2 separate regions of the Homo sapiens genome follow, and region 1 is linked to region 2. Evidence: read pairs that join two places in POLR2A ChIA-PET (ENCODE). Cell type or tissue: PC-9. All regions are shown on one strand. Links, peaks and the distances in the headings refer to the core of each region. The heading gives the core; the rest is flanking DNA.

Region 1 (5,378 bases), core at 312-5,311, 77 kb after region 2:
TTTCTGAGCCAAACCTTAATCCTAAGACTTAATTTCTGGGCCAGATTTAAGAACAAGGGTTTCAATAACCGATTTCTGACTCAATGCAAGTTGTTTGTTAGATTTTCCCACCAAAGAGTCAGTAAATGTGCAGAAGCAGAAGCAGCTCACCTGAGAGATTTGAGGGTGTAGCTCCAAGAACCACTTTTTGGTGAATTTTCATGTTTTTTTACTACATCTATTCCTATGTTTTTATTTTTATTTTTTTTAAAGATGGGGTTTCACCATGTTGCCCAATCTGGTCTTGAACTCTCTTGGGTTCAAGCAGTCTGCCTGCCTCAACCTCCCAAAGTGCTGGGATTGCAGACATGAGACACTGTGCCCGTCCCCTATGTTTTTATTTTTAAATGTTTTAAATTACTCTTTGGTTCATTTAAGACTAAGTTATGCTGCATATCACAGTAAACCTTAAAATAAGAGTGGCTGAAATAAATGAGATTATTCTCTCTTGTTAAGGAACCCCAGGCTAAGCCACCTGGGTGCCCTGCAGCTCACCAAGGAAGTCAGCTCCATCTCTCTGCTCCTCTACCTAGCATGTGGCTTCTGTCCTTAAGGTCTCCTCCTGGACCATAAGGCTGCCAGTGCTCTGGCCATCACATCCACATGGCAGGCCAGAAGGAGGAAGAAAGAAGGGAAAAAGGGGTCCTCCCAGCTCAGTGGGCTCTCTTAAGCAGCCCTGCCAAAAGTCCATCATAGACTTCCATTCCCTTCTGATTTGTTGGGGGTTGGTCACAATTCACATTACCTAGTGGCAAGGATGCTAGGAAGTGGATTCCCATCTTCTGGGAGCGGTGCACCTAGCTAAGAGTTATGGTCCTGTTAATAAAGAGAAAAGGGAGACTGGATGTGGTGGTGTGTGAGCAGAAGCCTCTGCCTCCTCCCCTCCCTACATTTCAGAGGATTTCGAGCTAAAACACTCTTGGTTCACCTGACAACAAAATTACTAAAAATTGGCCATGTCTGTCATGGTGTTAAAGGGATCTGTGACCCTCTACTCTCCCTACCAAAAAACAAAACAAAACTAGATTGTATTAAGCCATCAATTCTGTCTGTTTCCACTAGAGGCACTAATTGGAAAATATGTCAGGGTTTTCCATGAATGTTTTCTACATCTTGACAACATCCTAAATAGCATTTCTCTATGATCCACAGGACCAAGAAGGAAAACCCAAAAGAGCCATTGTCCATGACAATAAAGATGGCACGTATGCTGTCACCTACATCCCCGACAAGACTGGGCGCTATATGATTGGAGTCACCTACGGGGGTGACGACATCCCACTTTCTCCTTATCGCATCCGAGCCACACAGACGGGTGATGCCAGCAAGTGCCTGGCCACGGGTGAGTACAGGGCATCTCAAGGTCAGGGGCACAGGCTTTGCAATCAGAAAGCCGGGCCGTAGCCCTTCTCTGTGACTTACAAGCTACATGATCTGGGCACGTTGCTCAACCTCACTGAACTTCAGTTTGACATAGATTGAAGCTCTTTGTTTTTATTTGGAGAACATTTAGATCCAAGAAGCTCTTCTAAGGAACAGAGACTGTTTTACAGGGTTACTGCAAAGATTAGATGAGGTCAGGCATGAAAAATGCTTAGCACAGTGCTAGGTACATGATAACTATTATTATATGCTTTTGAAATGTTGAGAACCCAACTCTGATGGCGGCTCCCATGAAAAGCAGCACATTTCTGCCTTTTATGAGTAGATAGTTACTCAGGATTCATTCAAGAGCATTTCAGGTCAGCATTAGAGAAACACATTTAAGGATCTAGGTTTTTTTCATCATGCATATGTAAACCTCTCAGGAATTCTCCATGAATATTTGAGCATCACAGTTTCTTTGGTTTCTTTCTTTTTTTTTCCCCTCCTTTTTCCTTCAGTTTCTAAGACACAACTATTGACTGTCACAGGCCATTCTTTTTTTTTTTTTTTTTTTTTTTGAGATGGAGTCTTGCTCTGTTGCCCAGGCTGGAGTGCAGTGACGCAATCTCAGCTCACTGCAGCCTCAGCCTCCTGAGTAGCTGGGACCACAGGTGCCCACGACCATGCCCGGCTAAGTTTTGTATTTTTAGTGGATTCAGGGTTTCACCATAATTGGCCAGGCTGGTCTCGAACTCCTGGCCTCAAGTGATCTGCCCTCCTCAGCCTCCCAAAGTGCTGGGATTACAGGTGTGAGCACCACGCCTGGCCGGCCTTTCAGTTTTTAAGAACAGCCCTTGGGCAGCTCAGTGCTGCTGCTCAAGCAGATTTTAAAACACGAATCCCCATCTCTAAAATGAGACAGATTTACTTCTTTTTAAATAAGAAGACTAAACACAGGACCACCCTTGATGTGTTCTGTTTCTCTCTTAGCCCATCTTTTTTTGAATGGAGAAAATCTGGGCTTTCACGGCAAGGTTGTGAATTGCTCAGCGTGGCCCTTTTTGGCTCACCCATGGCAAAAAATGGAAAAATTTTGGAATGCAGGCCAATCCACCACCTCCTAGGTCTATGCAGCTGCCAGCGACAACCAGATCATCTTTACTAATTGATGGCATGTTAACGTTGGATGGGGACTTCCCCCTTGCCTTGCAGGCCCTATTTCCTCCCCCAGCTTGGGCAGAAGCCTGAGCTGAATACTTGCCTTTTGGCCACACCTCTGGGTCTGTCATTCAGGGTCTTCCACAGATTGACTCCAGTCTTCTCTTCCACTCCTCCCTGAACAAACTGTTCTTGCCACCCTCCCTATTACTCCTACGCACTTGGCTCATATCTACCAATGTGCTTTTAGTTCATGCTTTTCTGCATTTCCTGATATGTGGATCCTGTGTAAAGGGGCGCCAGAAATCAAGAGAGAGACTGGTCACTGGGGAGAGGTTGCAAGTCTCCCTTAGCTAACAGCACCCATCCTTCAGGGTTCAGCCATGTTTCCTTTCTTTAGGAAGCCCTTTGTCAGTGCGGCAACCCTGGGATATAAATTCTTAGAACCTTTGCCTAGATATGCTGCCAGACACTTCTCTGAGGAACAGTTTGTTATTTTTTCTGTAACTTAGTTCCTCTTCAGCATTTCCACTGCAGTTGGAAATGTCGTTCTTGGTGCCTGGCCCTGTTAACATCTTGAGAGCAGGGACTGTGTCTTGCCCACCTTTATGTGTACCTGGCACTTAAGAAAATGCCCAATATGTTTGCTATTGAAAGTCAACCTTCATTGCCATACCTTTAAATGCTGGCAAACCCAGGCTAACCTTTAGTCAACACTCAGAGCTTACAGATGCTCCTTATTTAGTAAGTAATTGATGACGTAACCCTTTGAGCAACACCTGATCAGGGGATCTTTGGGATATCCCTCTGAATGGCAGCAGTTGGAGGCCTAACATTTACAGGCACAGACAACATGGATGGGTATGATTTGTTCTTGGGCCTCCAGGATGTGTGTCCATACTTCCATTCTCTTCCCCTGAACTCTTCTCCAGGTCCTGGAATCGCCTCCACTGTGAAAACTGGCGAAGAAGTAGGCTTTGTGGTTGATGCCAAGACTGCCGGGAAGGGTAAAGTGACCTGCACGGTTCTGACCCCAGATGGCACTGAGGCCGAGGCCGATGTCATTGAGAATGAAGATGGAACCTATGACATCTTCTACACAGCTGCCAAGCCGGGCACATATGTGATCTATGTGCGCTTCGGTGGTGTTGATATTCCTAACAGCCCCTTCACTGTCATGGTAAGGAAAATTCCTTCTCCCGAGCATGCTGTTATTGGTGGAAACTGTAACAGCTGCCGTTTGTTGAACCCTGACTAGGATATCCTCTTCACCTTTTTTTTCCTTTGGAAAAAAATTTGTTAAGCAGTCATGACCTTGTAGAGTCCCAGAGTAATCTCTAGAAACTCAGAGACCCTTTGGCTGTAAGGGTTTTTAGGGAATCTTACTGGCCACCAAGGTGTCTATCATAATAAGGGACTTGGGCAATATCCTGGCCTAAGCCCAGGCATTTTGAAAGATAACTCCTCAGAAAAACACACCTTTATGAAAATGTTTCTACATAAAACATGACAGGTTTTTAACCGGCCAGCTCTTCCTTCTTCCATCTTCATGGCCATTCTCCATGGCTGGAGGAGAGAGCTTCCTGATGCTGTTTTGTTTGGAGACTTGACTCTGAAATCCCAGGACTCAAAGTACCTCCACTTGTGTTTTGGAAAGATTCACACTTTATGTATGAGGGGGAAATACCTCGTCTTTTGCAGCTAGGAACATCTGGAATAAAAGGAGGAAACCATTATGCAAACACCTGGGTTAGTGAATGACCAAGGTCTTTCATTTTCAGTTGTGAGTTACTTATAGATCTTCCTCTGTTTATTTATTTTTATTATTACATAATAGATCTTCTTCTGAATATTCTTCAACCAGGAAAAGGGTTAGAAACCTTGGGGACATTACCTCATTGAACCCTCAAAACCAAGCATCGTTGGCTTTTTTACAAATGAAGCATGCTTGGTCTAGACAGACACCAAATACCATGCTGTCATCCTCACTGGTGTCCTTTGATACTGTGGTCAGCAGCCGCACTTGACCACAAGGTTTATAGGCCCTTAATGACCTGGCCTTGTGCACAGCCGACAAAGCACCTTCTAATTATTTCATTTTGTGCAGCAATGGAGAGGTGCATGAAGACTCCATTCCAAACTCCAAAGCTCAGGGACTTTCTTCCGAACAGTCTATACTCTGTTGTAGTATTATTCCCTTCCATCGACGTCTGTTTATCTGTAAACAGCATGCCAGAGATCTGGAGGCTCTTTTATGTCTCAAGTATGTAAATGTAAACACTTGTCAACTTTTGACATTGTTCATTTAAGAGTGTTTTTCTCCTGTAGGAAGAAAGAAATACAGCTGGGAAGTTGATGTCCTTATTCACAGAGAAGGGTACCAGTTGTAGTTTTCAGAATCTGTTTTTAGCCCATAGTGGGTTTTATCTGGTTGGTTAGAATTAGGTGGAAGGAGGGAAGAGCAGCCAAGCACTGAGCAGTGGTCATGGGCCTGCTGGTGCAATGATTTGGGGGTAAGAGAAGACCATATTGGGAAGGTCTACGTGAGAAAGTCAGAGTAAAAAAATTGAGGACCCTTTTTGCAGAAGTGGAGGCTTCCAAACTCAGTAATAAGTGTCTTCTAGCCCCTGAATACACACAAAGCAAGAATACTTTGTGTTTACCCACTGCCCCCTGACCACTGCTGAAGGCAGAAAGGGACGATCACCTACAGTACCTGGTTTGGGTCTTTATTCTCTCATTCCAGGGAGAGAACCTTAACTAGATGGACTGACTGACTGTTCATTGGCTTTGGTTGGGTAGATTCCCTGCTTCCC
Region 2 (5,378 bases), core at 170-5,169:
AGTCGAGTGGATTTTTTTTTGAGACAGAGTTTTGCTCTTGTTGCTCAGGCTGGAGTGCAGTGGAACAGTCTCAGCTCACCACAACCTCCGCCTCCCAGGTTCAAGCGATTCTCCTACCTCAGCCTCCCGAGTAGCTGGGATTACAGGCATGCGCCACCACGCCGGGCTAATTTTGTATTTTTAAGAGTTGGGGGTTTCACCATATTGGTCAGGCTGGTCTCGAACTCCCGACCTCAGGTGATCCGCCTGCCTTGGCCTCCTAAAGTGCTGGCATTACAGGGGTGAGCCACTGTGCCTGGCCAGTTGAGTGGATTTTTTTAGCACTCAAGCTTCGTGGCTCATTGCTATTATTGTGCATGTGAGCGTTTTATCTTTCAGTAGCATTAGGGATGCTACTTGGATGTGTTTTAGTTATTACAGAAATAGTTTTTACTAACTTTTACTAAGTTATCTTTCCTCTCCTGTGTAGGAAGTTTAGAGTGAAGCGGCAGTTGGCTGGAGGTTCTGAAGGTTTCCCCCTTTCACATAATTTGATGTTCCAGTTGCCCACATCAGGACGACTCCCTCTCTTTCTACTGATGTAAGCAGTGGGCCAAATTATGGGGCTCCATCCCTGCATCTTCCTACTTGTCTAAATCTTCGTCACAGACAACATATTGCTCTAAAGGAAACCTAGAAAGGAGGAGAAGCTGGTTTTCGCCCAAATTCCTCAAAATCATCGCCTGTTGTTTAAGAATTACAGTTTGCACTGGAACAATAAGATGTTCCTTAATGTGGTTTTTAAGTGAGTTGGTTGTCGCCTGAATTTCATAAACACTGGCTAAGGATTGTGCAAAAGGGTGTGCTTCCCTTTAGCATCCTTAATTAGGGACAGCGTTTTGAAAACTGCTTTTTATTGTCCTTTATCTGCAAAACTTCTTGAATCCAAATAGCGAGATTCTCATTTCTTAATCACTGCCACAGAAAGTTGTAGATTAGAGAAAGCTCCAATTCCTTATTTCCTGTCTTCCTTTCTTTCTGTGTGTTTATTGCCTGTGTCTCATCCTCACTCCTGCCAGTTTTATAGAATGTAACCTCCCAGCCTCTGGGAATGTTTGGGAGACTTGTTCATAGAGGATCTGAAGAGCAGTTTAAAGTGGACTTACCCAAACTATCTTCTGGAGAACATTAGTCTCTTTGGAGATAAAATTTTTAAACATCCGCTAGTCCAATAGTGTTGGCAAATTCCCTGTGACACTGTAGCCCTCTCTTTGAGATTGTCAATGTACGTTGGCATGTTAAAGGCTCTGAGAAGTCCTGCAGCAGTTAAAAAATTGTTTAGTCTAGTGTGCCCCCAGTTGTTTGGCCACTGAAACCCCCTTTTCTGGAAAAACCAGCTAACATCTGGTAGTCTTTTCTAAGAGGTGGTACTGAAGATGATACTCATGTTACACATTTAAAAATTCTAACATGTGTTTTTCATGTGTTTATAAAATGCAACTAATGTATCAAACCTGTGATTTCCAGGACATAATTACTTAAGCTAAGGAAAAAAGAAAACATGAGTGAAGGAAAAACTTTAGTAAATAGGCCAGGTGGTAAGAGGAGAGAGCCTTGTCTGTGAGTGTGGTCTAGGGGGATGCTGGACCTAGCTTTTCAGAGCTAGGTTCAGGCAGAGCTGCTCTGAGATGTAGACACTGCAGCTGGGGTTCTTGTTGAGCCGGGAAGCAGCTTCTGACTAAGGTGCAGACTGTTTAGATGAGCTGGTCATAAAGAGCCCTGACTGTGGACTGCGTCTCCAGCCACGGCAGCAGCTGGTGGATGGGGTGATGCCTTGGATATTTATCGTGTGTTTCTTGCCTGGCCTGCCCTTGGACAGTGCGCCTCAGGAATGTTAGAATGTGTTCCCCCTTTAGCAGCAAAGCCGATCTGCTGTGTACTTGTTCTGTTTATCTTACTGCCACGACCGTTTATCACGGGCCAGAGTTCAGGGGCACACTGATAAATCTCTTTTAGGAGGATGATGTAACCCTCAGCATTTTCCCCCTACTTGGTTCTGAGTTTTTAAAGCTTTTGTAACACCATCATGTCCTTGTTTGGGCATCTTCCTGTGTACTCCCGTTTGGGTCTCCAGGGTGAAATAGCCAACAGTGGATTCTGGAGTCATGGCCTGGGTTCAAATTCCTGCTCTGCTGCTTATCAACTCTGACTTTGGGTTTAATTGACCTATTCATTATTTTTCTTAATCTGGAAAATGGAGCCAACAGCAGTTCCTCATAAAGCAGCTGTAAGGATTCAGGGGGGTAACTGCACAGGGCCAAGCCCTCAGGTTTCACCTCTCACTGGGAGGTCGGACCTCTGCATAATGGACAAGCTCTCCTAGGGTGCAAGTGAACGGGGGCGCAAGGGAGTTAGGAAGGTGGGTGTTTTTTGTTTTTGTTTTTTGGTGGCTTGAAAAACATGCCCAAGGCTGGGTGTGGTGGCTCATGCCTGTAATTCCAGCACTTTGGAAGGCAGAGGCGGGAGCATTGTTTGAGCCCGGGAGTTTGAGATCAGCCTGGGCAACATGGTGAGACCCTGTCTCTCTTTTTTTTTTTTTTTTTTTGAGATGGAGTCTCGCTCTGTTGCCCAGACTGGAGTGCAGTGGCGCAATCTCAGCTCACTGCAACCTTCACCCCCAGGTTCAAGTGATTCTCCTGCCTCAGCCTCCCAAGTAGCTGGGATTACAGGCGTGTGCCATTGTGCCCAGCTAATTTTTGTGCTTTTAGTAGAGATGGGGTTTTGTCATGTTGGCCAGGCTGGTCTCGAACTCCTGATCACAGGTGACCCATCCACCTTGGCCTCCCAAAGTGCTAGGATTATAGGCGTGAGCTACTGTGCCTGGCTGACCCAAAAAATTAGCTGGGCGTGGTGGCACACACCCCTGTAGTCCCAGCTACTTGTGAGGCTGGGGCAGGAGGATTGCTTGAGGCCAGCCTGGGCAACAGAGCAAGACCTTGTCTCAAAAAAAAAAAAAAAAAAAAAAAAAAAAAAGAAAGAAAGAAAAGAAAAGAAAAGAAAAGAAAAACATGCCCAAAGGCAACCAAATGACTCCATCTTTTGCAATGTAATCTTCAACATCGACTCCTCTGGCAAGCTGTTTGGAAATGGCAAAGTCCATCTCCTGAGGCTGGGAGATTGCTTGTCCAGGACGGGTGTGTCTGGTGAGGAATGGAAGGCATTTGGATGGCCACTGAGAAAGCTGAGCCAAGGAGCATCAGAAAGACAATCAGGCAAACCCACAGAGTCTCCAGGTATTCCTTTGCTGATAGGTAACATTGCACTAGCGATTTAAACAAACAGGTGAAAGGCCATTGCCCTACCACCCCACCTCACCTCTATTCCTTGCTGCTCTTTCCAGAAGCAACTGCATGGTCTGGGAACAGTTTTTTGTCTTGTCAAGAGACAGTCTGTACATAGATGAATTCAATTATATTACTTCTGTAGTACCCTGTACTCAAATTTGAACCTGTCATACACATTGCTTTTATCATTTCATAATACCTGTTGATTTTCCCACGTTAGTACCTATAGATCCTGACAAGCAATTTTGTTAAGATGAAGAGTTCTTCATATGTATTGTACTATGTTTCTTTTTTTGATGATGTATGTCAAGATTTATTATAAAAGTAACAGATGGGTAGGGCATGGTGGCTCATTCCTGTGATCCCAGCACTTTGGGAGACCGAGATGGGAGGATTGCTTGAGCCCGGGAGTTTAAGACAAGCCTGGGAAACCTGGCGAAATCCTGTCTCTACAAAAATTACGAAAATTAGCCAGGCATGGTGGTGACTGTCCCAGCTACTTGGGACCCAAATGTCCCAGATACTCAGGAAGCTGAGTCGGGAGCCTGATCCTCAGAGGTCGAGGTTGCAGTGAGCCGTGATTGCACCACTGCACTCCAGCCTAGGTGACAGAGTGAGACCCTGTCTCCCCCTGGCCTCCAAAAAAAAAAAAAAAAGTAACATATGTAGTTTAAATTTTAAAAATTAAATTTTTGGGGGGGCTGGGTGTGGTGGCTCATGCCTGTAATCCCAGCACTTTGGGAGGCCAAGGTGGGCAGATCACCTGAGATCAGGAGTTCAAGACCAGCCTGGCCAACATGGTGAAACCCTGTCTCTAGAAAAACACAAAAATTAGCTGGGCATGATGGGGGGCGCCTGTAATCCCAGCTACTTGGGAGGCTGAGGTGGGAGAATCGCTTGAACCTGGGAGGCGGAGGTTGCAGTAAGCCGAAATCATGCCACTGCACTCCAGCCTGGGTGACAGAGCGAGACTCCATTAAAAAATAAAAATAAAAAATCAAGCAATGCAGAATAAATAACAACAATAAAATGAAAGCCCATCTTCCACCATCAGCTTCTTAGTTTTCTTCCTAGAAGGAGCCAGTGAGGACAGTTTGGTGTTTATGCTTCCAGATCTTTCTGTTCAGATGCAGTCATGACTTCTGAAAAACAGGATTGTACAATTCATACTTTTCTACAAATTATCCCCTTCCCTTAATACATCATAGAAGCCTATTCATATTGGAACAAACAAACATTTCTTATTCTTTTCACAGCACCCTGTTTTCCTCTTGCTTGAATGTAAAGTTTATTTAACCACTTACTGTCAGGGAGGCATTTGTTTTCAGTTCTCCCTCCCTCCCCCCACCAGTTGTCTTGTAATGAACTGCTTTAATGGCTAAAGATCACTTTAATATCAAAACCTCCCCCACCTCCCATTAGAAAAAGAAATCATGTTAGGGAACTTCAAATTGAATTTACGGACCTTGTGTTTAATTTTCTATCAGCAGTGGCCCCAGCCTGGCCCCTGCAGACTGCCCCGGAATCTGTGGGAGGAGTTGGGGTGGCCTGCAGACTAGAGCACACTGCCAGTTCATTCAGCAGCTCACCGAGCAAGAAACATCTTGATTCTATCAGCCTTAATGCTGTGTCCCATTAGGGACCCAGCTCTTGTGGTCATTAGCAGATGGAATGCTCATCTGTGCTAGAAGGCGGAATTCTAGGGCATTCGGCTCTGAGCAGTCTTGAACCAGAATTGAATGGCTTGAATCCTTTTCACAATGCCAACGGGGAGGCACCCTTAGCTCCCAAACTTGTGTGTGTTATAATACTATGGTAGTAATAACAGTGGTTGTAGTAGCCCCCGTGAATTTGATGGGACAGTCGTCAGGCAGTGCTGCTTGCTTGCTTTACTCCATCGTATCACCGCAGCCTGATGAGGCGAGGGAGTTACGACTCTCATTTTGCAGGTGAGGACACTGAGCACAGGGAATCGACCCACTCATGGTCACACAGCTTGCCAAGTCGCTGTGCTTGGGAGGTGAACCAGGCTTCTCTGACGCCCCAGCAGGACGT

What was found. Peaks named below come from ENCODE experiments on the same cell type or tissue, not always from the same donor. Only the 100,000 strongest peaks of a DNase experiment are listed, where the experiment ranks them.
Region 1: POLR2A ChIA-PET joins it to region 2 with 31 read pairs; 6 of 35 experiments call an interaction of 5 or more read pairs at or near these places.

Annotation. Positions count from the first base shown.
Region 1 is chr3:58,134,788-58,140,165 of GRCh38, forward strand. It overlaps FLNB (filamin B), which reads left to right. Exons shown (of 46, transcript NM_001457.4): 28 at 1,192-1,381; 29 at 3,495-3,742. Among named protein-coding and RNA genes, the nearest start is that of FLNB-AS1, 33 kb to the right of the region's middle. In PC-9, for the core only: a CTCF peak has its summit at 1,178; no DNase peak of the experiment used is centred there.
Region 2 is chr3:58,057,788-58,063,165 of GRCh38, forward strand. All of the region lies in intron 1 of FLNB (filamin B), which reads left to right. Among named protein-coding and RNA genes, the nearest start is that of FLNB, 52 kb to the left of the region's middle. In PC-9, for the core only: no CTCF peak of the experiment used is centred there; a DNase peak (open chromatin) is centred at 3,154; H3K27ac peaks cover 4,002 bases.